3 separate regions of the Homo sapiens genome follow, and all the other regions are linked to region 3. The links are chromatin loops, found by intact Hi-C in ENCODE. Cell type or tissue: PC-3. All regions are shown on one strand.

What was found. Hi-C counts contacts between places; a loop is a spot of excess contacts. Peaks named below come from ENCODE experiments on the same cell type or tissue, not always from the same donor. Only the 100,000 strongest peaks of a DNase experiment are listed, where the experiment ranks them.
Region 1: a loop joins it to region 3, with 11 times the contacts of the local background. A loop is called at or near these places in 105 of 110 quality-filtered maps.
Region 2: a loop joins it to region 3, with 13 times the contacts of the local background. A loop is called at or near these places in 6 of 110 quality-filtered maps.

Annotation. Positions count from the first base shown.
Region 1 is chr11:11,024,700-11,032,699 of GRCh38, forward strand. No RefSeq gene overlaps it. Among named protein-coding and RNA genes, the nearest start is that of LINC02752, 87 kb to the right of the region's middle. In PC-3, a CTCF peak has its summit at 3,570 (motif pointing right); DNase peaks (open chromatin) are centred at 582, 2,732 and 3,582; H3K27ac peaks cover 314 bases; H3K27me3 peaks cover 275 bases.
Region 2 is chr11:11,697,643-11,705,642 of GRCh38, forward strand. No RefSeq gene overlaps it. Among named protein-coding and RNA genes, the nearest start is that of MIR4299, 45 kb to the left of the region's middle. In PC-3, no CTCF peak of the experiment used is centred here; a DNase peak (open chromatin) is centred at 3,579.
Region 3 is chr11:11,784,605-11,792,604 of GRCh38, forward strand. No RefSeq gene overlaps it. Among named protein-coding and RNA genes, the nearest start is that of MIR8070, 5.4 kb to the left of the region's middle. In PC-3, CTCF peaks have their summits at 2,383, 3,358 (motif pointing left) and 5,357; a DNase peak (open chromatin) is centred at 3,347.

The DNA of each region.
Region 1 (8,000 bases), 760 kb before region 3:
TGTTTAACACTACTGATCATTTCAGCATTCTTCAGGAGCATGGATTTTGAACAAGGAGGCCAGAACAAAGTAAAGAAGTTAGTCTAACCATTAGAATACATTAGACACACCCATTGACCAATGGGGGGCAAGTGCCACTGTATTAGAGAAATTGATGATGTAATATTCAGAGAATAATAAATAGTGCTTCCAGCTTGAATGATGCATAGTCTCTTTTTAGAAGAAAACAATGCTGACAAATAATTTTATTATCATAATTAATTTAAATATACACAGATGCTAAACTAAGTATAATCTTAAAAACATAACCCATGTATAAATTTAAGTATAAGCAATACTGTGTAAACATTAACATTTAACATAAAAGCTTAGACAAGCTTTTATGAATTTATAAAATACAAACAAATCCACAAAATCAATAGAATTAAGATTAATCTTTAATAGGATCAATGATGTTGGTTTGCTAAAACAAAATCATTTCTTGCCATGTGGATATGGTCCTGGGGCTATGGCACAGGTTTGTGTGAGTTGGCCACGACTCTGCTGAATGTGCTGCATGCCGCATGATGACTCAGTGTGTCTTCCATCTTCCTCTATCCTAAATATCATGACACTTTTGTTTCTACAGGATGCTGTGAGGTCATTTGTTCCTCACTTGTCAATGATCACATTGTTTGTGTTGAAGTCCATCACACTCATTTTTCACTAGTCTGAGAGAATTAAAGCAGTTCTATTTGACCCTTATGCTGTCATAAACACAAATCTACATGTGGACATAGAAATTCTGTGGTTTGAGTTGGTCATTCAGTTGACCCACAAGATATGAATATTGATTATTTTTATATTTTCATCAATATGAAAACAAATTAAAAAAACAATATCAGAATCTCATGAACTCAGAGAAAATGTCCAGTGGGCTTAGTTTGAGAAATACTGGCATGAAAAGCCCAATGGCATGACTAGCTCCCTGATATGGGGCAGGAATTGAGGGAAAGATCAGGGGCTTAAATTGCCAGAGGGTGACAAAATCAGTTTCTACCTGCTGTAATCTATATCCCAGCAAAGTTGGTCTGTTCTCAGATTTACTGGCAAACTGAGGCAACTTAATTGCTCATTCGCGTTCTGCTCTTCAACTATTATTCTGTATCTGGTATGGTGCTGCCATGCCTCTCTGATAGTGACCACTTGCCGTCCTGCCCAGTGGTAGGCTTAGGAATTAGGGGTCTAATCTGGCTGCTCATTGTCCAGAAGCACAGACTGGAAACTCTAGTCTGAAAAATGTTTATGCTATTCTAATATTTGAGTGTGTATCTGTATCATCAGGAGAATTTTAGATAATAGCCATTAGGAGGTCCCAAGAGAATGGCCTATATTTCTAGTTGTAAAGGGTCTTTTGGAGTAAAGAAGGAACACTGACCAAGGAAACGTTCAGACAACTACAAGGAATCCATGAGCTTGGTTGCCTTTTACAGGAGGGGCAGATAAAAAGGATATGGGCTGTAACTGGCTTTGATAACGCCCCAACCCAATGAAGAATTTTGAGTTGTTAAAACATGTTGTTTCTAGACTCCAAACACTGACCCACTTGGGAGAAAATGAGGCAGCATGGTACCAGATCTGTGGGATCTGTTCCCAAAATCCTATTGACAGGCTTGGTCCACTTGCAGGTCACCCTCCATGGTCTTTGGTCAACTTTTCTGTGGTCATCATAGCTTGATGGGACTTTCTCTGGCAGTTGTCCCATTCAAACCAGTTGTCCACAGCCTTGCCTGCTTCAAGAGTCCAAGGACCAAACCTCAAGGAGTACCTCAGATTGTTCCCCAAGTGCTGCCACTGACCTCATTTGGACTGACGATGCACTTAACAATTTGACTTTCCACTCTTATTTTTCCTGAAACTCAATACTCCCAATTGAGTTCTACTAGCTGTATTTGTGAAAAGTAATCACAAACATTTTTTTAGAATACAGTGAAATGTGAAGGAATGATTTATTGTGTACATGCATATGGCAGAATATGTGTAAGTGGTTATAGATCAGTTCTGGAATTAGACAGGCCTGAGTTTTAACTTAATCTTGCCACATAGGAGCTGTATGAACTTAGACAAATTACTTAATCTAAGATGTAGTTTTCTTATTCATAAACATGGATCATAATAACACCTATTTCATAGCGTTATTGAGAGGACTAAACGGGATAGCACAGTGTCTGGCACATAATTGGCACTCAACAAGTGGTAATTTATTATTATTAATTGAGCATTTATATATGCAGGCCTCTGGGTTAGGCCCAAGGGATGCAAAGATCTCCATCCTCAAGTAGCTCACAATAGATCTGAGTTCTTCCCAGGGGACACTCAGAAGGGGTCCAACAATCAGATTTGATGTCAAATCAACTGAATTTGCGACCAGAGTAAACAGAATTTCTCCTCATTGCCCGACCCTGATTAGGATGGGATTAATTGTATAGCCTGCGTTCTAGAATTAAACTGCATATTGAGGCTGAGAACATCCAGGTGGGGAGACGGGAGGTCAGCAAGTCCAGTTTCCACAATTTTATGGTTCAGACTTGGCCTAATTTGGCCATTCTGGGAAGTCTTAGAATGGCAGCAGAGAGGCTCCTCAGCCCTTGTTGAGAGATGCTAATGAAGAATTTGTGTCTCACCAATGGCTACTGCATGAGAAAGCTAGAAGGAACCTCAGGCCATCGTTTCTTACTAATGGTCAAAAACATATGCCTCAAGCATGATTCATAAAGATATCATTTTAGTCTTTGCCTCCTTATTTCTGAGTCAGTACACAAATAGCTTGTTTTCTGAAGCTTCAGGGAAGCCCAGATTGACACATTAGCCAGGGAGTAATGTGCCTTCTTTCTGGGCTGGCTGTCCATAATGCATTCAAATCCAGAAAAAAAGTAGGAATTTGTTCAAAATTTATCAATTGGGCCATTTTCTCAATGACAAACAGATGGCTCCTTTGAGTTATTCAGAGGGAGAAGATTTTTTTTTCCTTTTGTTCATCTCAGTTTTTATGGTTTAAAAGAATTAGTGTTTAATCCCAATTCTAAAATTGTTAATTAGTTTGTATTTGCTTCACTAAATCTGTTAAATAGATTTTTATCACTTTAGCTATATCTCTCTGGCAGCATCTGGTGTCAACTTTGCAGAAATAATGTTGGTTTTACAGCCAAAAATCAGAGGTTAAACCTCCAGGACTACAGATGTGACAGCATTAAAGGGAAATTCATCACCCCCAAAGCTTTCATTCCCATATAGTTTAGAATCAGCCCAAACATGAACCAATGTTCTTTTTTCCCTTTCATTCTCCAGGAGCACTGTGGCTCAGTTCCTTTTTGATTTATGAGTGTGGTTGTTGCTGATGAGATCTCCCAGGGAGACCTCAATCTGCCCCAGCTAGAGGCTTGGAAAACAGTGGAGGATCTTCTTGCTCAACCCCCTTTCTGTTGCTTTCAGGGGATTCCATCCAGGGCTAGGGCTATCCATCAATTCATTTGACAATGGGCATGTATGAGGTGAGGGCTGTGCGGGTACAAGCTCTGTAGTGTCACCTGCCGGCAGGGGGCACAATAGGGCAGAGCAGCAAAACGAAGGCAGTGTATGTTACAAACGAGCTACTCTGAACTCAAATCAGTGCACCTGGGGGAATAATTAAATGAAAGACAGCAAATCATCATAAAGGCTGGGGAATTTGAGTAACAGGGAAAACCTGTTGGGCAGCAATCAATTTAGGTCTCTGTGGTAGGCTGAATAGTAGCCCCTAAAAATATCTACTTCTGAATCCCCAGAACCTGTGAATGTTACTTTATAATATGGCAAAGGGTATTTTGCAGCTGTGATTAAGCAGCTTGCAACGGGGAGATTATTCTGGGTTCTTTGAGTGGACCCTAAAGGTAATCATGAGTGTCCTGATAGGAGAGAGGCAGAGGGAGATTCCACAGAAGAGGAGAAGGTGATATGATGGTGGAAGCAGAGATTGAATTGATGAACTTTGAAGATGGAGGAGGAGGCCACAAGCCAAGGAAGACAGACAGGCACCAGCCGCTGAAAGAAACAAGGAAACAGATTCTCCTTTCAAAGCCTCTGGAAGGAATTAGCACTGTCAACACCCCAACTTTAGCCCAGTGAAATTGGTTTTTGGGCTATGTACTACCAGAACTGTGAGAGAATAAATTTGTGTTGTTTTAAGTCACCATAATAATGGTAGTTTGTTGCAGTAGGAATGAATACAGTATCTTTTCCTTGCTTAATGCCAAAGAGTTCCACTGCAGCTGCCAGAGGTATTTTACAGGGCCAAGAGGAGATAGCAGGGATCAGCATAGTGCATTGACTTCTTCAAGAAGAGCTCCTTCTTCTGAAGTCCATCTGTAATACAGGTGTGGGCAGCTGCAGCCTGAAGCAGAAATGGGACTAGCAACTGGGAAGCCCTGTGTGATTGGCGAAGAACGTTTCTGAGTGTCATGGACCCTAGGCAATAGCAGACAGTGTGAGAATTCTCTGCAATTAACATATTTGCATAAATATTAGGAAGAGGCCTGATTAGCACAGTGAGCGTGACTCAGAGGAAAGTGGAGGGCAGAGGTGATCAGGGAAGAGGCTCTGAAGAGGGGTGAGGACAGAGATGCCACCCTAGGCACATCCAATGCTCTGATGGAGAGGGACTGGTTGTGAACAGCTAAGTTGCTATGGCCTTGCCCTTCAGATGTAGCTGTGGACAGTGGGAGGGGAATCTGTGGGCAGACCTCTGGAGCTACCATCCCCATTTCACTCAAATGACTCCAATTTTATTTGTTGGACACATTGGGCTTCCAGGTGGAATTTCACTTAAGAAAAAATTTTACTGGTGGAAAAAGATTTTGGGGGGTAAATTTTAATTTTGATACAATTTTACATGTACAGAAAATTGCAATAGTACAAAGAATTCCCATTTACCCTTCCCTCAGATTCACCAAGTTTGCATTTTGGCCTATTTGCATTATCATTTGTTCTAAGTATTAATGTTTTTTTTCCTGAACCATTTGAGAGTAAGTAGGCATTATATTCCTTTACCTCCAAATATATCAGTGTGTATTTTATTAGAACAGGACATTTTGTTATATAACCATGGTACAATGATGAAAATTGGGAAATTTAACACTGACAAAATGCTGTCATCTAATCTTCAGCCCAAATCCAAATTTTGCCAATTGCCTTTATAGCAATTTTCCCCCCGGTCCAAGATTTGATCCAGCATTGCATTTATTTCTCATATCTCTCCAGTCTGCTTTAATTTGGAATATTTCCTGAGCTTTTGACCTTGACATTTTTGAATAGCACAGGTCAGTAATTTTGTAAATTGTCCCTCAGTTTGGGTTTGTCTAACATTTCCTTATGATGAGATTCAGATCTTGCATTTGAGCTTGAAACTCACAGATGTATGTTGTGTCCTTCTCAGAACATGGTATTTGAAGGCACATGTGGTTGCTTTGTCTCATGGGTGATGGTGGCATTGATCCCTTGGTTACATTGTTGTCCTCCAGGTTTCTTTACTGTAAGTTATAATTTTCCCCTGTGTAATTAATAAGTAATTTTTGAAAGATACTTTAAAACTAGGCAAATATCCTGTTCCTTATTGAATCATCACCCACTAGTTTTAGCACCCACTGGTAATTCTTACTTGTGTCAAAAGAAAAAATTACAACAAATTTAGTTTAAAGATTGAATTGACTTCCATTTGCCATTCCAGAATCAGGCAACATCTCATTAAGAATGACTGTTCTAATGAGCTGAGCAGAGGAGATTGACTTTATAGGCTGAAAAGCACTGAAGAAAGCAGAAACAGAGAATAAAAAGTGGATTGGTTGTTTCAAAGTTGCTCTCGTTATGGGGTTAAAACAGAGGGGACTTCCTTATGCCGACTCAGGTAGACTAGAATCTCTTGTTTTTTGGAAAACTTGCCTATTTCAAAGTTCAGTTTGATGGCATGGCACTCAGCACAAAATTTCCATTCTGGTTTGGTCTGGTCTACTTGGTCCTGATGCAGGAGGCTCGTCCAAAACAGGAGCCTCCCATAAACTTTGTTTAACTCTTGAATCTATAATAACTGTGATGATTGCAAAATGGCGATTTATCTAACTCCATCATTTTTTCTACATTAATTTGTTGGCATAATTCTAAAAGAAAGATCTTTCTCTTATCTCCCACTTGTTTATTCACTTATTTAATTATATCAGCATACACTCATAGATTCTTATTTTATTCAATGAGTTTTTTTTTTTTTTTTTTTTTTGAGATGGAGTTTCACTCTTGTCCAGGCTGGAGTGCAATGGCATGATCTTGGCTCACTACAACCTCCACCTCCCAGGTTCAAGTGATTCTCCTGCCTTAGCCTCCCAAGTAGCTGGGATTACAGGCACGCACTACCACGCCAGGCTAAGTTTTGTATTTTTAGTAGAGACGGGATTTCACCACGTTGGCCAGGCTGGTCTCAAGCTCCTGACCTCAGGTGATCTGCCCGCCTTGGCCTCCCAAATTTCTGGGATTACAGGTGTAAGCCACTGCGCCTGGCCTTCAATGAGTTTTAAGTCATTATTATTGCTATGTATTTTGATGTTCACATTGACCCAGATTTGGCCAGGAGAAGCCCCTTCAAACTGGCCTTTATGTTTTTTGATGTGCTGCTTCTTCTTCATTTTTTTTTTAAGCACTTTTTTACTTTTAAGATATCCCAGGTCCTTCTTGGCTCAAACTTGCAATCAGCCATTTCTTCAAGAAACCCTCAAATTATTGTAAGAAACAATGTTTAGAAGACCTGGGCCGGCATGGTGGCTCATGCCTGTAATCCCAACACTTTGGGAGGCCAAGGTGGCCAGATTGCTTGAGCTTCGGAGTTCAAGACCAGCCTAGGCAATGTGGCATATCCCATTTCTACAAAAAATACCAAAATTAGCTGGGTGTGGTGTGCCTGTAGTCCCAGCTAGTGGGAGGCTGATTATATCTGTAAATCCAGCACTTTTGGAGGCCGAGGTGGGTGGATCACCTGAGGTCAGGAGTTTGAGACCAGCCCATCTACCCTGTAGGGAACCATTCTCATTAGTTTCTGGCTTATCTTTTCTCAATTTCCTTTCACAACTAAGTAAGCAAATACATGTAATTTTCTTATTTCCTCTTCCTACACAAAAGGTAGAATATTACGTATACTCTTTTGCACTTTGCTTCTTCACTTACAAGATATTTCCTGGAAATCACTCCACATTGCTTCATCTTCATTCTCTTTTACCACTGCATAGCACTGCATTGTGTGGATATAATTTAGTTTATTCAATAAATCTATCTATGAGCATTTAGGTTATTACCAATATTTTGCAATGACAGATAATACTGCAGTGAATAAACTTGTACATATATAATTTTGTATTTCTGCAGGCTTATTTTTAGAGTAAATTCCTAGAAGTGGGATTTCTGGAACAAAAGGTAAATGCATATATAGTGTTGTTAAATACTGCCAAATTCCTTCCCATAAGGCTGTATCATTTTGCATTCCTACCAGCAATGTGTAAGAGTGTCTGTTTCTCCTCAGCCTTGCCAACATAGAGTGTTGCCAAGTTCTAAAATTTTTGCTTATTATTCATAGGTGATAAATGTCATTTCACTGTAGTTTTAATTTGCATTTTTCTTATAATGAATTGAACAACTTCTCATAAGTGTTTAGGGGCATTTTATATCTTTTTTAGGTAAATTGTTTGTTCGTGACTTTTGCTCATTCTTTTTTATTTCTTTTCCTTTTTCTTTTTTAGAGATGGAGTCTATCTATGTCATCTAGGCTGGTCTCAAGCTCCTAAGCTCAAGCAATCCCTCCCGTCTCAGGTACTCCTCATAAGCAGCTGGGACTACACGCATGTTCTACCATACTTGGCTTTATTCATTTTTCTATCAGGTGTTTTTGCCTCTGTTTTTGGCCCTCACTTTTTTTTTTTTTTGAGGCGGACTCTCCCTCTGTCTCCCAG
Region 2 (8,000 bases), 87 kb before region 3:
AAGAACTGCAAATAATAAAAATAGTAACTATTTTTAGTGATGATAGTATTGGTGTTGTTTCTAAATGCATACATATATAATAGAATAAAGCAAATAAGCAACTATGTTCTTGTCATTAAGAACCAAGATTCTCTGCATAAGAGGAAAAAATTCCAAATCAAATCAAAGTTAAGCAAAGTCTTGTAATCCTAAATTTGAATTAAAAATATCAGTATAAATTCATAATATATTTTATCTTTTAAAAGTATTTCTACAACCAAGCCTGGACATCTTTTCTTTCCAGAAAGCAGGAAACCTGTCAATGACTACCAGGGTCAGGGTCATGTCAGGACTCAGGAAGCAACTCAGGAAAGAGGCTCCCACTGGCCAGACATGGGAAAATCTGAGCATCAAAAAGGATAATAACTGCAACTGCAACACATCAAATACGTTCCCATTCATGAGTTCCTAATGATACCATAAAACAGAAAAATCTCAATTATCACTTCTGGAGGATGGAAGGGAACCAACCCACTAATCCAAATACTGGTAAATACAGGGAAAGAATCAAACATTTAACCTGTGTTTCCTGATTAAATTATATTATAAAGTAGCAGATGGTTGGTCAGATAAAAAAAGCATTTCTATAGAACTATTCTATACAATAAATGAAGAAGGGATGACAGAATTTATGGCTCTTGGCAATGATTATCAATGGCTGTTCCACTACAAAAACAGACAACCAGTCATTATAGGCTGGTGGATGGAAGTACATGATAATACTTGTAATGTAGACTTACAAGTAAATAAGTACAGCTGAATCAGACCGAGTCACTAGATCTAGCTACCATTATATAGGAAATATAGAGGACAAAGGAGCATGGTAAAGGGCACCATAGAGATGCAATCTTATCTAGAAAATAAAAAATGACCTGCTCTCCTCAACAAATGAATTACAAGGGGACAAAAACAGGGCTGAGGAAACTATACATTTAAGAGACTAAGAAATATCAACCAGTTACAGTGTGTGAATCTTATGTAAACCCTGATTCAAAGAAGCCAACTGAAAAAAATATGAAATATTGTAGAAATTTGAACACTGGACATTTAATGATATTAAAACATTATTGTCCTTTTTTTATTGTGATAATGTTATTATGATTTTTTTTAACATCCTTTTCTTTTAGAAATGCACACAAATATTCACAAGTGAAATGATATGACATTGTGGAGGTATTTCAATTAATCTGGTGGGGAGTGTAGATAAAACAAAAGTAGCTGTGAGTTTATTGTTTTGGCTGGGTTATGGGCACGTGGGGGTTAATTATACTATTTTCTTAAAATTTTGTGAATTTTTAAATTTATCTTTACAATTTCTAAAGCAAGAGATTCATAGAGTGAGTAATCATTATGCTTCGGGTATAAATAATGGTAGACCTTTGAAAGCAAATAAACGAGTGGGAAAATCCACTAAGCACGGATCACTCATCCCAAAATGTATCTTTTTCTTTAGTCACTTTGGGCAGCCTCACTTTTGCCAGGGGCCAGATTAGCTATTAAACATATGCCCCCCTCAGAGTGTGGCACATCAACAAACTCTCCTTCTGGAGAGGATGCTACTACACCTTTCCGCTGAACACTGATAGCCCAAGCTAAAATGGCTTTTCCTAAAGCTAGTCGAGGGCATTCTGCTAACTCCCAGTCATAATGGCTGGGTTGACGGTAGTGAGCACCCTGCCGACGTGTTCAATAACATCCCTCAAACACTCAGGCAGCTCAGTCACCTTTCCTTCCTCTTACCTGCCCCCTCTGACCTGGCCTATCTAGTCCATGGAGAGCTCTCCTTCTGTAGGTTTTAACACTGACTTTTTCACTGAACATTCCCTGCCTGTACTGCCTGAATCATCTCTGTTCTCCAGGCCTGTTTTTATCAAAATCACACACACACACACACACACACACACACACACACACACACACACCACAGAGTACCTAGTGGCATCTTGTAAGAATAGCCATCATATAATACTAATAATCCACTGTGTGTCAGGCACTGCTAAGGCCTTTGCATTCAAACCTCACAATAACCCTAAGAGGCTGTATTATTATCCCATTTTACAGATAAGGAAACGGAGGCAAATTTATAATCCTTTGGGTATATATTAATTAACTTAACTGAAGCCACACAGCTCATCAATGGAAGAGCTGGGATTTGAATCCAGGCCCATCTGCTTGCAAAGCATGTTCATTTAACCGCTACACTGAATTGCCTTCTTTGGCAGCAAAGTGGCTATTCATTCAGTGTTTGCTGGGAGATATATGCACATAACTGAGAAATTCGGGATCCTGCCTCATGCCTTCCCTTCCATATCTTCACTATATCCCAGTGTCTGCCATCCCCTCTGTTCCATGTAATGCAGGGGCAGAAGGATGCATTCCACTGGGCCTGTAAGAATATAAACACATCTGGAAGGAGGCTGCTGCCAAGCAAACCATATTCCCCCCCAGAGTGTGGACAGGGTGAGGTGTCTATAAATAATCATAAGAGTGTGAAGAGATTCTCTCCCCTGGGGCTCCCTTTGCAAAAGTTTGATGGTAATTGATGAGGCTACAGGGACATGCCAATCCTTCTGCTCTTAGAACCAGGTGTGGTTATTTACAGAAAGTGTCACTTTCCCAACCCTCCTCTTCTGTCTCTTCCAGAGGCTTGGAGACCAGCAAATATCAATTTACTGCTACCCTGGGGCACAAGGCAAGGAGCCACCTGTACACTCCACTGCCAACAAACCAGACTCAAGCTTCTACTCTGGCTGAGTTACTTCTTTGGAAATTTGGAGACAGCAAGAGGTTGACAACAGATTTGCTCCTTTTCTGGTGGAGGGAGGACAAGTGGCCTCTCTGGGACCATATCACAAACTACTAAATCAAAAAAATCTGGAATTCCCGCATTGCCCAGCTCACAGTGGAGAAATAAATAGACCACTGGATCAGAAGGCAGAACATATGGATTCTGGCCCAAAATGGACAGTCTGTTAGCCAATATCTGGGTTCCAGTGTCAACATTTGTAAAATAGGGGCTAATCTTTCACATGACAGACACGAAATGTTTTTGAAAAGAATGAATTAAGTGATGGAGTCAAGTGATCTGTATGGCATGAGAGAACATCATTCTTATAGTCATTATTACAACTCAGCCCTATAAGTCCTATTACAATTAATCCTGTAAGAACCATTAGGAGTACCCACCATAAGCCTCAGAAAATGCCTTATAACTGTACTGCCAGCACCCCCACAGCCTTGCTGGTCAGTGGCAACAGCAAAGTCGAAATGCAACATACACGTGTGATTTGTTGGGCATCTGAATTGTGGGTGAAGATCATTTTGTTATAACAAGGTTTACACCAAAAAACAATCAATTTCACAAATAAATAAAACATTTTTGAGAATCAGAAGGCAGAACTACATTTCAAGGTTGCTCTACTGAGCCTGAGACTCTACCCGGAGTTACTGGATCTCAGCCTGTAATGAATGAAAAATTGTCCTGCTCCTTCCTTGCTGAGGATGACGCTGAAAGACCACACCAAAGGATGCATGAGCTGATTCACGCAGAGCCAGAGGGAGGAGCAAATTATCCAGAAATAGCACTGCAGTCTGGTATGCCAGTTTTGCTCCAGGCTTCACATAGGCCGTTCTGTCCACAGTGCCCTCAGACAGTGGCTCTCCTCTGTGCTACCCACTCCTCTGCAGTGACCACAGCTCACCTTTCTCAGCCCTATAAAACTGGAACCTTGACCTGTAAATGGCAGAGCCAGGACTGGAATCCAGGTCCATCTACTTCCAAAGGATCATAACACCTTCCCAGTCTATAATTGGCTCCCGCTACAAGGGCCCAGACCCTCAGGGATCCAGTTAGAGTCAACAGGACTTTGTGTGCAAAAGGAACTATATCTTATTCTCTTTAATCAATCCTTGCCTTCAGCCACCTGGCCTTTCTGTGTTTCCAGAATGCGGGCTTGTACTTGGAAAGGGAAGCCCTAAGGCTGCCCCCAGTCTAAAGAGGGCATAAGGCTAGACTGGCCTGGGTAGTTTCACTCTTTCGTCAGGTGAAGAACCTTTTTCCTTTCCTCAGAAGTTCCAACTCCAAGAAAAAAAAATCGATTGAAAACACGTTCAAAAAAAAACTTAGTTTTATTTTTTTCGTCAGGAGATGTTTTCAAAAAAATTCTGCTTGTCTGATTTTGTATTAGAAAGTAGGAGCATAAACAATGATTTTTACAAGCCATAATAATCGGTAACGTTTATAAGCACTTTTTTAGTTCAGGTGCCATAATTTATGCTAAGTGATTTCCATAAATTGTCTCAAATAAATAAATAATCTGCATAACATTCTTCATCCCTATTTTACAGATGAGAGACTGAGGCTTAGAGTAATTTACCCAAGATCGCACAGTAGGGGGTGCAGCTGAAATTCCAAAGCCCCCATACCACTCACAGCCCCACACTGGCTATATAGGCTCCAGGATTCCTTCTCCAGAACCTACTAAATAGCCTTTTAAAAATTCCCTTTCTGAGATAAAAAAGAAATGTGGTATACACATACAATGGAATATTATTCAGTCATTGAAAGGAATGAAGTTTTGATACATGCTATAACGCAGATAAACCTTGAAGATATTATGCTAAGTAAGCCAGATACAAAAGAATAAATGTTGTATAATTCCACTTATATAAAATATCTAAAATAAGCAAATTCATAGAAAAAGTAGAATATAGGTTACCAGGGGATGAGGGTATGGGGGCATGGGAAATTACTTTTTAATTGGTACAGTTTCTGTTGGAGTAATAAAACACTTCTTGAAAATAGTATTGATGGTTGTACAACATTATGAATGTAATTAATGCCAATGAATTATACATTTAAAAATGGCTAAATTGCAAATTTTACGTTATGTGTATTTTACCACAATAAACAATATTTTAAAATCCCTTTTCTGTTTACATTAACCAAAATTTATTTCTGTTGCTTGCAACTAAGAACCTGACTGAGATGCTATCTAAGATGGATACTGTGCTCTAGGCCATGATGGTAGTGACCAGCCAAAATCACCCTGAAAAACACAAAAACCAAACAGATGAGTAAAACCTAGAATAACAGTCTGCCTACACAAAGACTAGATTTGGAGATTCTTTCGCATGGATTATAAAGGTACCTTTGCAGGATGAGAGGTTGAGTTTTAGAAGCATCCAGGAAGAATGTTTTAACAATATGGCTTTCAATTTTAAATAGAAAAATATAAGCCAGGTACAGTGGCTCATGTCTGTAATCCCAGCAATTTGGGAGGCCAAGGCTGGTGGATTGCTTGAGCTAAGGACTTTGAGACCAGCCTGGGCAACATAGCAAAATCCCATTTCTACAAAAAATTCAAAAATTAGCCAGGCTGGTGGCATACGCCTGTGGTCCCAGCCACTCAAGAGGCTGAGGTGGGAGGATCGCTTGAGCCTGGAAGGTTGAGGCTGCAGTGAGCTGCACTCCAGCCTAAGTGACACAGCGAGACCCTGTCTCAAAACATAATAATAATAATAATAAATAGATATGTCATAGAAAGAAATTCTGAATGTAGCTCTTCTAGCCTGCACTACAGCAAACTTAACAATTTCATTAGGTGGCTGCACCAGGGAGCCATAGTGCAACAGAGTTCACCAAGGGCAGGGTGGTACTTAACCCAGATTTCCTGGAAAAGATGCTCATCATGGAGCCAACAACTCCCTGGGCTAGGAACCTGAACACAGCATGGAAAATAAAGAATCTCAAGTCACCCAAGAGTCCTAACCTCTGTGCCTGGCTGATGAATTCTCTGTGCTTGGTACTGGGCTGAAGAAGTAAACCAATTTTAGCTGATATTCCAGCTGTGCTCCTCCACCCCAAGCCTTTCCTCCAAATTGTCTCAATATTGCTAACTCATCTCCATCCCTAGGCCACTGACCAAGTCAAAGCATCATCTCTCACCTGTTCCAGGGCAAGAGCGTCCTGACTTGTCTTATCCATTTGTCAAATATGTATTGAGTACTAACCATGAAAGCACTGTTCTAGACCCTGGGAATAAAGTAGTGAACAAAAGAGACAAATCCCCTGGTCCTCAGGACACCAATGTTCCTGTAAACTCCAGCATTTAATATCTTTTTTTTATAATCCATCCTCCATGTTAGCCAACAATAAAATCTTTCAAAAACACAGATCTGATCATCGTCCACCCATACCAGAAATCCTCTTCTGGCTCCTCATCTTCCAAGGATGAAGTTCAAGTTCCTAAGCATGGTCCACAAGACCCTCTACACCTAGCCTCGCCAACACATAGAGACTCATCTTCACCTTCTCCCCTGTCCTGCTGTCCCATTTGGGATGAGAAGAGAAAGACAAAGCAAGCAGCACTTGGTGCATCTGGAACTCACAGGAAAAAGAATCAACAGGTGTATCTGGCCTCTGGTTCTCTAGGCACCCTGCAGAGAGGGATGTTTGGGCTGCAACACAGCTGTGTCTATCTATATTTGTCATCAGAGGGCTCTACACCCCTTTTTGTTCTTTATTTATATGGAACAAATGTGAAAGTGGCTTTGCCCCAGAAAGTGGGGAAATAATAAACATTTAGAACTCAGGCACCAAGGGCTCTAGGCTGAAGTGGCGGGTGTATAGGGGATTGCTGATAAATGCCAGCTGACTAGCACCTAGAGGCCCTGGGAGCTGCCACTCCTTGGAAAATTAAATTCAGGCACAGTTAACTCTGACTGAGGAAGGATTGGAGCCTATCCAGGTCCCATGAGAATTGCAGCCTCTTTGGGGAGCAGAGAATTGTCCATCTGAGCTACTCCATTGCCAGGCAACCCAGAGAGAGCCCCTAGCGTCATTCATTTGTCAGTTCCACACTATCTCCAGCTACAGCCCCATCATAGTGCATGCCCCCATCTGAGGCCCCAGACACATGGAACTCTTTATCCCCCAAGCATGCCAAGCACTCTGATGCCTCCACACCTTTACACATGTGGTTCCTGGCAACTGTGGCACTTTCTCCACTGTCTACTTCCAGATGTCAAAGAGAGCATCTGTCATCATTCAAATTCTGAATCTCTGCAGAGGCCTCTGATCACCCCCTACATATACACCCTTTTATACACTGGGCAAAATTAAATTTGCTCCCTCGGGGGTCCTGCTAAACTTTGTTTGTTGCAATCTATTTCTTCATACACTATCTTTCCACTGAGCTATAAGTCCCTTAAATGTAGAGACCATGCCTTGTTCATCTGTCTTCTTATCCCGTAGCACACAGCCTGCCACAGAGTAGGCAGTCAGAGAATGTCTATGGAAGATGTTGAATTGGAGTGGAAACCTCAAGCATTTTCCTGTCATGGAGACTTAGCACATACCGTTCCCTCAGCCTAGGAATGTTCTTCCCATCATTCCAAGTGACTGGCTCCTTGTTATTCCACAGGTGTCAGCTTTTACCTCCTCATAAACCCAACATAAAACATGTTATTTTTTCATACGGCACCCTGTTCTTTTTCTCCATCGAACTTTTCATAATTTATAATATCATATTTATGGTCTATATCCCCTACTCGACTGTCAACTCCATGATACATGGAATTGTGTCTATTTTGTTCACACTGTATGGTCTACTCAGTGTCTTGAACAGCACCTAGCACATATTGCACGCTCAATAAGTATGGAAAGAAGGGAGGAAGGGAGGGAGGGAGGAAGGGAGGGAGGGAGGGAGAAAGGGAAGGAGGGAGGAAAGAATCAGCAATTAGCCGGAGCTCCTGCTGGAGTTTTGTTTAGATGTATCAGCTGCTCCCAGTCTCCCCTAAGAACAAGCACTCAACAGCTTGTGCTCAGACCCAGGGAGAGCAGGGAGCGAGGCTGCGTGGACCTACCCGTGCTACACCTGGGTTGGAGATTCACATTTGTTTCTGTTGCCCTCCTTGAGGAATCTTAGAATAATGGTACAAACCTCCTCTGATCCTAATTT
Region 3 (8,000 bases):
GATTACAGGCGTGAGCCACTGTGCCACTGCGGCCTCCCACACTGTTCATTGTTATGGCATTCTGCACCTCCATAGTGGTTCTCTACATGAGTTCCGTGGGCAGAAAACCAAAAAACTCATCAGGGGCAGCTTTGGGAAAGCCTGAAAGATAAAAGGGACAGAACCTAAAATGAGAGCAACAGTTCTGAGCTGTGACCAGTGAGATACCTTGGCGGGCTCAGTGATCTGCAGATGGCAGGGCAGGGCATTTTGTCCAGCATTTTCCAGTGATGCCATGTGGTAGATCCTCAGAGGCCACTGCAGAGGCATGGAGATTTCAGCTTCATCCTGCTGCCAAGAGTCCTACTGATGAGCAGTGGCCATCCAGACTTACTATTCCTTCAACTCCAGTCATCTCTAAGCTTGTCTGCATGGGGGCTACTAAGAGCTCACTGTGAGAACGAAGGTCAAGGACTCTGGGGTCAAAGTGTCTGGACCTATTCACCTCCTGGCTGTACCACTTCATAGATGTGAGATAAGTTACTAAACATATCTGTGCCTCAATTTTCTCAGGTATAAAATGGGGACAATAATAGTATCTTTCTCAGAGAGTTGTTGTGAGAGTTTATCTAATGAAATGTGTATAAAGTACTGAAAACGTCAATAAATACTATTTTTATGACTTCCCAAGGGCCTGCTGACCACTCTGGAACAGTTGAGGCAGTGAACATAGAGCCATGACCACAGACTTGCTAGGTGTTACAAGTTACTTAGTAGGTGTTACAAGGCACATCCAGAACAGGGGAAGGTGGCAACAGAATGGCATGAAAATAACTATATTAGTTTTCTAGGGCTGCTGAAACAAAGTCCAAAAACTGAGTGGTTTAAACCAGGGGTCCCCAACCCCCAGGCAACAGACCAGTACCACTCTAAGTTACATGCTCCTTATAAGAATCTAGGCCGGGTATGGTGGCTCACACCTATAATCTCAGCACTTTGGGGGGCAGAGGCAGGGGGATCACGAGGTCAGGAAATCGAGACCATCCTGGCCAACATGGTGAAACCCCATCTCTACTGAAAATACAAAATTTAGCTGGGCGTGGTGGTGCATGCCTGTAATCCCAGCTACTCGGGAGGCTGAAGCAGGAGAATCTCTTGAACCCGGGAGGCGGAGGTTGCGGTGAGCCAAGATCACGCCACTGTACTCCAGCCTCAGCGACAGAGTAAGACTCTGTCTCCCAAAAAAAAAAGAATCTAATGCCTGATGATCTGTCCCTGTCTCCTATCACCCTCAGATGGGACCACCTAGTTGCAGGAAAACAAGCTCAGGGCTCCCACTGATTCTACCTTATGGTGAGTTGTATAATTATATCATTATATATTAAACGTGATAATAATAGAAATAAAGTGCATAATAAATGTAATGTGCTTGAATCATCTTGAAACCATTCCCCTGCAACCCCCCAACCCTGGTGAAAAAATTATCTTTCATAAAACCAGCCCGTGGTGCCAAAGAGGTTGGGGACTGCTGGTTTAAACAACAGAAATTCATTGTCCATGGTTTGGAGGCTGAAAGTCTAACATTAGGGTATCAGTAGGTGAGTTCCTTTTCAGGGCTGTGCAGAAGGATCTGTTCTAGGCCTGTGTCCTTGGCACGGATGGCACCTTCTCCCTATGTCTCTCCACATTGTCTTCTCTTCACGCATGTCTCTGTGTCCAAATTTCTCCTTTTTATAAAAACACCAGTCATATTGGATTAGGCTCCACCAGAATGACCTCATTTTAACTTGATTACCTCTATAAAGATCCTATCTCCAAATAAAGTCACTCTCTAAGTAGGGCACTGGGGATGAGGACTTCAACATACGAATTGTCAGGTGATGCAATTCAACCCACAACAATGACTAATGAAAATTGTTACCATTCATTAGGCAGCTAACACATGTCAAGGATATAACTATGACTTTTTAGCACCCACAGCATATCTTCGGGTTATCTACTAAGAAAGTGGAGGTTCAGAGCATTTAAGTGACTTTCGAAGATTATTATACAGTTAGCAACTGGCAGAGCCAGGATTTGGATCACAACTGTCTGATCAAACCCATGTTCTCTAAATGTCATTTAACAGTGTCCTTTTAGTTGGTTCCAACTAGCCAGTGACAGGATCGTTCTTGTGAAGGTGCCCATCTCTGGATCTCCTCTGTTCACATGCAGATCCACTCGGACTCCAGAAGATCGTAGACTCTCAAAGCAGGCAGGACCCTTTGATGTCATCCTTTCCACCCCCTACTTTACGGATGAGGAAACAGAGTCCCTAGGAGACTAGTTACTTGCAGGAGGTCACATAGGAAGTGGGGATGTTCTGAATCTGCTCTCTACCCAACACTGCCTCTGCTGGAAGAAATTTTGAACTTTGCTGGTGGATCTAATTTATTTGGCAAATGGTTTCACAGATTTAAGCCATTTATACAAAATCATGAGATTAATCATTATTAATCAAACACAATCTGACACCGTATGAAATAGGCAAGGGATAGGTCTGTTATGCAAGCATCCTGCAGCCTTAATTACTGAATGGCTGGAATGATGGTCGGCCCCTCACATTTATCACAAGAAACATTCAGCTTCTTAGATAACTCATTTTCTATGCCAATGCTTTGAACAGTAAGAAATAAAGGAAACAGCAATCTGTGCTTGTCACAGGAGATGTTATCTAGAAAAGGAGGAACACATCAAATGTCCACATCCACTCTCAGACTGCACACGCAGCATTGCTCCATAATAGGATCAATCTTCTCTCAATTACCAGCTCTGGGGCACAGCCACCTTGTTGAGTGTCTAGAGCAAATGTCCCCTGCCATGTGATAGACATATGGCATTCTGCTTTCTCTGTCCCAGAACAGAGACCAAGTTTCTCAGGATCATTAGGCAAATGTTAACAGAACTGAGACAGCAACACGACCACACGACCACAAGGCTTGCAGCATCAGGTGTGATTCTGTGAAAAGACCAAAGCCCTACTTGCTGATTCAGCTCTGCTTCTCAGAAACTGTACTTCCTGGGATAGATTCCTTCAGCTTCTGGGACTCAATTTCCTCATCTTCACCATGGGGGAAAGGGTTGCCTACATCACAGGTTGTGAGGATTCAATAAGATGATGGCTGAGAAAGTGCACAGCGCAGTAGCTGGCGCTGAGTAGGGGCTTAAGTATTTTTTAATTAAAAATATATGGCAAATAATTTTCTTCCCTCTAAAGCTCATCTGCAGTAATCTATTCTTCCCTTATTCATACGCAAATAAGGAAGGACGGAGTTGTAAATATTATGGGCCTAACTTGGCCCATCTCTGTTCTAATGCTGCCACCTGCTGGACAGCCAACAACCCACACAGGTATTTCAAGGGGATGCCCTGATACTAATGGGAGACAATCTCAGATGCATCTAGGCAAATCCTTCCTTCCCTAACACACTCCCCCTGGCCTCCATCCTTCAGATCTAGACCTAGTGCACCCCTGACTTATCGGATCCTGGGGTTGACTCACAACCTAATTTCCTTGGCAGGAGGTATTTTTCAGACAGTGTGACGTCTGCCTAATAGATCACAGCTCCCAGCATTGGGAACATGAGGACAGCTATGGGCTGAGTTGCCCAGGGAGTTCGAAACGAGCATGCGGCCTGCAGACATGTTTTGTTCAAACTGCATCATATTGGCCCACACTGTGTTTAATAAAATTCAAATTACCCACCAGCACATAAATATCAGATTTCACCTAAAAACGTGGATATTTTCAGCATGTTGTAAAATCTAAAGATATAGCAACACAAGATCCACACTCCTTCATGACAGCAATTAGCCAGAGCAACTGCTCCCTTCAGCCTGAGCATGGCCTCACCAGTGTGACACACTCCCTACCACTCCCTTTCGGACCTTTCCCTTGACCTGCTTCACTTAGGTTACTCTGCCCTGGCCCTGGAGCCACAAAAATTGTTGTCTCCCTAAACCAAAGCACAAAGCATTGCATAGACTAGGATGGCTAAATAGAGCAGCAGGAGTGAATAAAAGAATGATTTACACCTTAAAGTAATAATGTTAATAATTAGTAATTACCAAGCACTTACTTAGCTTGTGCCAGGCACAGAGGAAAGCACTTTGACCCTAACTTTTTGACCCCAAATATATTTTCATTCCATGGTACATTTAAATCTCACATTTCTGCTCTTCTCATTTGCTTTGTTCTCTGTGCCAAGAAATATAAAATCCCTAACTCATCCAATTCTTAACAAATATTACCTGCAGAAAGAATCTGTTCGAAGTAAAACTAGCAATGGCAAAAGCTTCAAACAGTAAAATTTGTTACGACCAAAAAATAAAAATAAAAAAAGAATCCTACATCTTAGGTAATATTGAAAATAGAAAATTCGAACTAAAAATTTTCATATAAAAGAATAGAATTTTTAATCCCAGCACTTTGGGAGGCCGAGGCAGGTGGGTCACTTGAGCCCAGGAGTTTGAGACCAGCCTGGGGAACATGACGCGACCCTGTCTCTACTAAAAATACAAAAATTAGCCAGGTGTGGTAGTGCACACCTGTAGTACCAGCTATTTGGGAGGCTGAGTGAGCCAAGATCATACCACTGCATTCTAGCCTGGGCAACAGAGCAAGACCACGTCTAAAAAAAATAAAATTTTCTTTACAAATTTTTACCTGTCAATTTTACCCAGGAGAATTGTACTTGCTAACAACAATGGCCAAGAAGAAAACTCACAATAGTAAAAGTAATAATTAAACAAGATAAGAAAAAATGCTAATTACTGAGCCTTAAAAAAAATGTATGTGGAAAAAATTGACCTCAGTAGAAACAACTTCAGTAGAATAAAACTTTAAATTGGGAAAAATAAGAAATCACTTAAATGTATTGTATAGAAAATGGTTCAAGAAGTTATACTGGGTCTATAATTCTTCCCTTCCCCCCTATATCATAGAAAATCCATGTCAATAGCCTAGCATGTATCCTTCCATATATTTCTCCATATTTATTTAATCTCTCATACTCACATTCATATTGAGGGAGGCTTTTCATTGATTGTCTTACAAAAATCTAATCATACTATGCACATTTCCTGACATCTTGTTTTTCTCACTGAATAATATCTTACAGAAATCTCTTTCAATCAGACTGGGCTTATGCATAGAAAAGAAAGCCTATGAAAGGGATTGCTAGGTGGAAGGAATCCACCAGCACTTTTTATTTTTAAAAGAAGTTGTCAGATTACTTTCCAAAAGGACTGAAATAATTTACATTTCCTTGGTCAAAATTATGCAGGGGCCTTTTCCCTACATCTCACCAGCAGGCGGCATGACTGCTGCTTCCCACTAGTCTGACGGGGTAATAATCTCCGTATTACTTTACTCTGCATTCTCTAACTTCTAATAAATTTGAGCAACCTTTCCTATGTTTGTTGACAACTGAATTTGCTTTTCCACAAAGTGCCTATTTATAATACTTGGCCATTTTTTACTGGGATATTTGTCTTTTGCTTGCCATTTGTAAGAGTTTATAGTATATTTTCATTACACATATTCTACCTGTCACCTGCGGTACAGTTATTCTTTTCAAATCACTTGCTTGTCTATTGACTCTGCCTATGATATCTTTGCAATACAGGGGTGTGAATTTTTATGTGGTTAAATGTGATTAACCTCTTGTTAAAAGAGTCTTCCCCCATCATCTCGCATTCTTAGAAAATCTAGGAAAGTAGTCCCCCAGATTATCCTGCAAGATATTATTGGTTAATGTTTTATATTTAGTTTATATGTCTCTATTTAACCTATTTTTTAATATGCATAACATATGGGTCCAAAGTTTTCTTCCAAGTAGACAGCCAGTTGTGCTAGTATCATTTATTATAGAAACATACTTTCCCACTGAACTTAACTACCAAGATGCTTATATATTCCAGAATCTACTTCCAGAGTCTTTATTTTCTTCTACTGATCTAGTTACTTGTTCCAATGCCAATACAATATTTAATTTATTAGTATGCTCTGAAACCTTTTAAACTCTCACTAGTCTTTTTATCATGTTTTGGGGGGCCATCTGGGGGCATTTGTTCTTCTATATAAATTTTAAGATCATTTTATCAAATCCCCCCACACCAAAGCCACTGGGATCCTAATAGGAACAACATAAAACATATATATATATAAATTTTGGAAGAATTGACCATTTTTAATAATGTCTTCCTATCCAAAAATATAGTGTTTTTATTTGTTTATATCTTGTTTTAGGTCCTTCTATAAGCTATATAACTTCTAATGAATTATCTGCTTCATGTAAGTCCTATGCCTTTCTTGTTAAATTTCCTTCTGTTCTATAATTTTGTTGTTATTAATTGAATACTTGTTAACATTTCCATTTGCAGCTTTTTAAATACTAGGTAAAAATTAGTGATTTTTGTATATTTATCCTGCATCTATACACCTAGCTAAATTTTTTTTACCTCTAGGAGGTTTTTACTATAGTGTCCTGGATTTTCTATATATATAACCATATGGTCAGGAAAAAAAGATTATTTTTCTCCTCTTTTTCAGGATTTTGACCAGTTGGATTATTTATTTATTATATTTGCAAGGACTTCCAAGGAATGTTAACTAATAACAGCAAGAGCAGGCCTTCCTGTCAAGTTCTTAGTTGAACTTGGTTTTACCATTTCACCATTTGGGATATTTGTTATTAATTTTTGGTAAATAATATTTGTTTTATTGAGAGTTTTTATTATGAATAATTGCTACATTTAAGCAAATATCTGTTTTAATTTATATGTTGACTTTTCTCCTTTAACCTGTTTAACTTGTTGATTAATAAATTACGCTGGTCGAGGCCAGGTGCGGTGGCTCACGCCTGTAATCCCAGCATTTTGGGAGGCTGAGGTGGGCAGATCACTTGAGGCCAGGAGTTCAAAACCAACCTGGCCAACATGGTGAAACCCTGTCCCTGCTAAAAATACAAAAATTAGCCAGCCATGGTGGCACGTGCCTGGAATTCCAGCTATTCGGTAGGCTGAGGTACAAAAATGCCTTGAACCTGGAAGGCCAAGGTGGCGGTGAGCTGAGATGATCCCACTGCGCTCCAGCCGGGCAATACAGAGAGACTCTCTCAAAAACTAAATAAATAAATAAATAAAGTTGGTCAATTTCCTAATATTAAACTATGTTTGCATTCTTGAAGTAAACTATTTTTGTTTTAATACTCATTAGATACATTACTAGGATCTACTTGCTAATATTTAATTTAGAAATTTTACATTTATAATAACATGTGATCATTGTTTATGATCCAGATAGTGCATAAAACATTTGAATTACCTGTTCTTTAAAAATGAGATGAAACTCACTTGTATATCTGTCTAGTCCTATTGTTTTCTTCAATCATAGCTTTGTAATGACTTTTCTAACATCATGTGTGGTAATTAGTAGTCACATTTTTTACTTCAGCTTACTCCTTTTGAAGATGTATTTTTTGCTGAGAAATCAACTATTGTATCTGTTTTCAAATGTATAGCCATAAAGATGCATGTAATACCCCTTACAATTGTTTTTATCTCTATCACTTCTAATTTTATAGTTTTCTCTTTTTTCTTTAATCATAGAACCAGTGTTGGAAGTCTAGTCTTTCTGCTTCCAGCCCTAGTCCTCACACCACTGCTCCATACCACAACCTTGGAGGCTAATTAAGGCTGAATCAAAACAATTTTGACTGATATGATGTAAAAGACTTAGTCAATTGAAGAAATCAGATTTTTACACAGTTCAAATTATTCTTATTTTTACTTTTAAAAAAAGCTGTCTTGGCATAAGTAGAATCAACAATAAGACATATCCATGCTTGGCAAAATCTTGGGAAATTTGAGTTCTTATTTAACAAGCAGATTCACTGTTTTCTTGATCCTAAAACTGGTTTCTGACCAGCACTGATCATTTCCATGGAGGAAACAAAATCTATCTGAATCTGAATGTTATT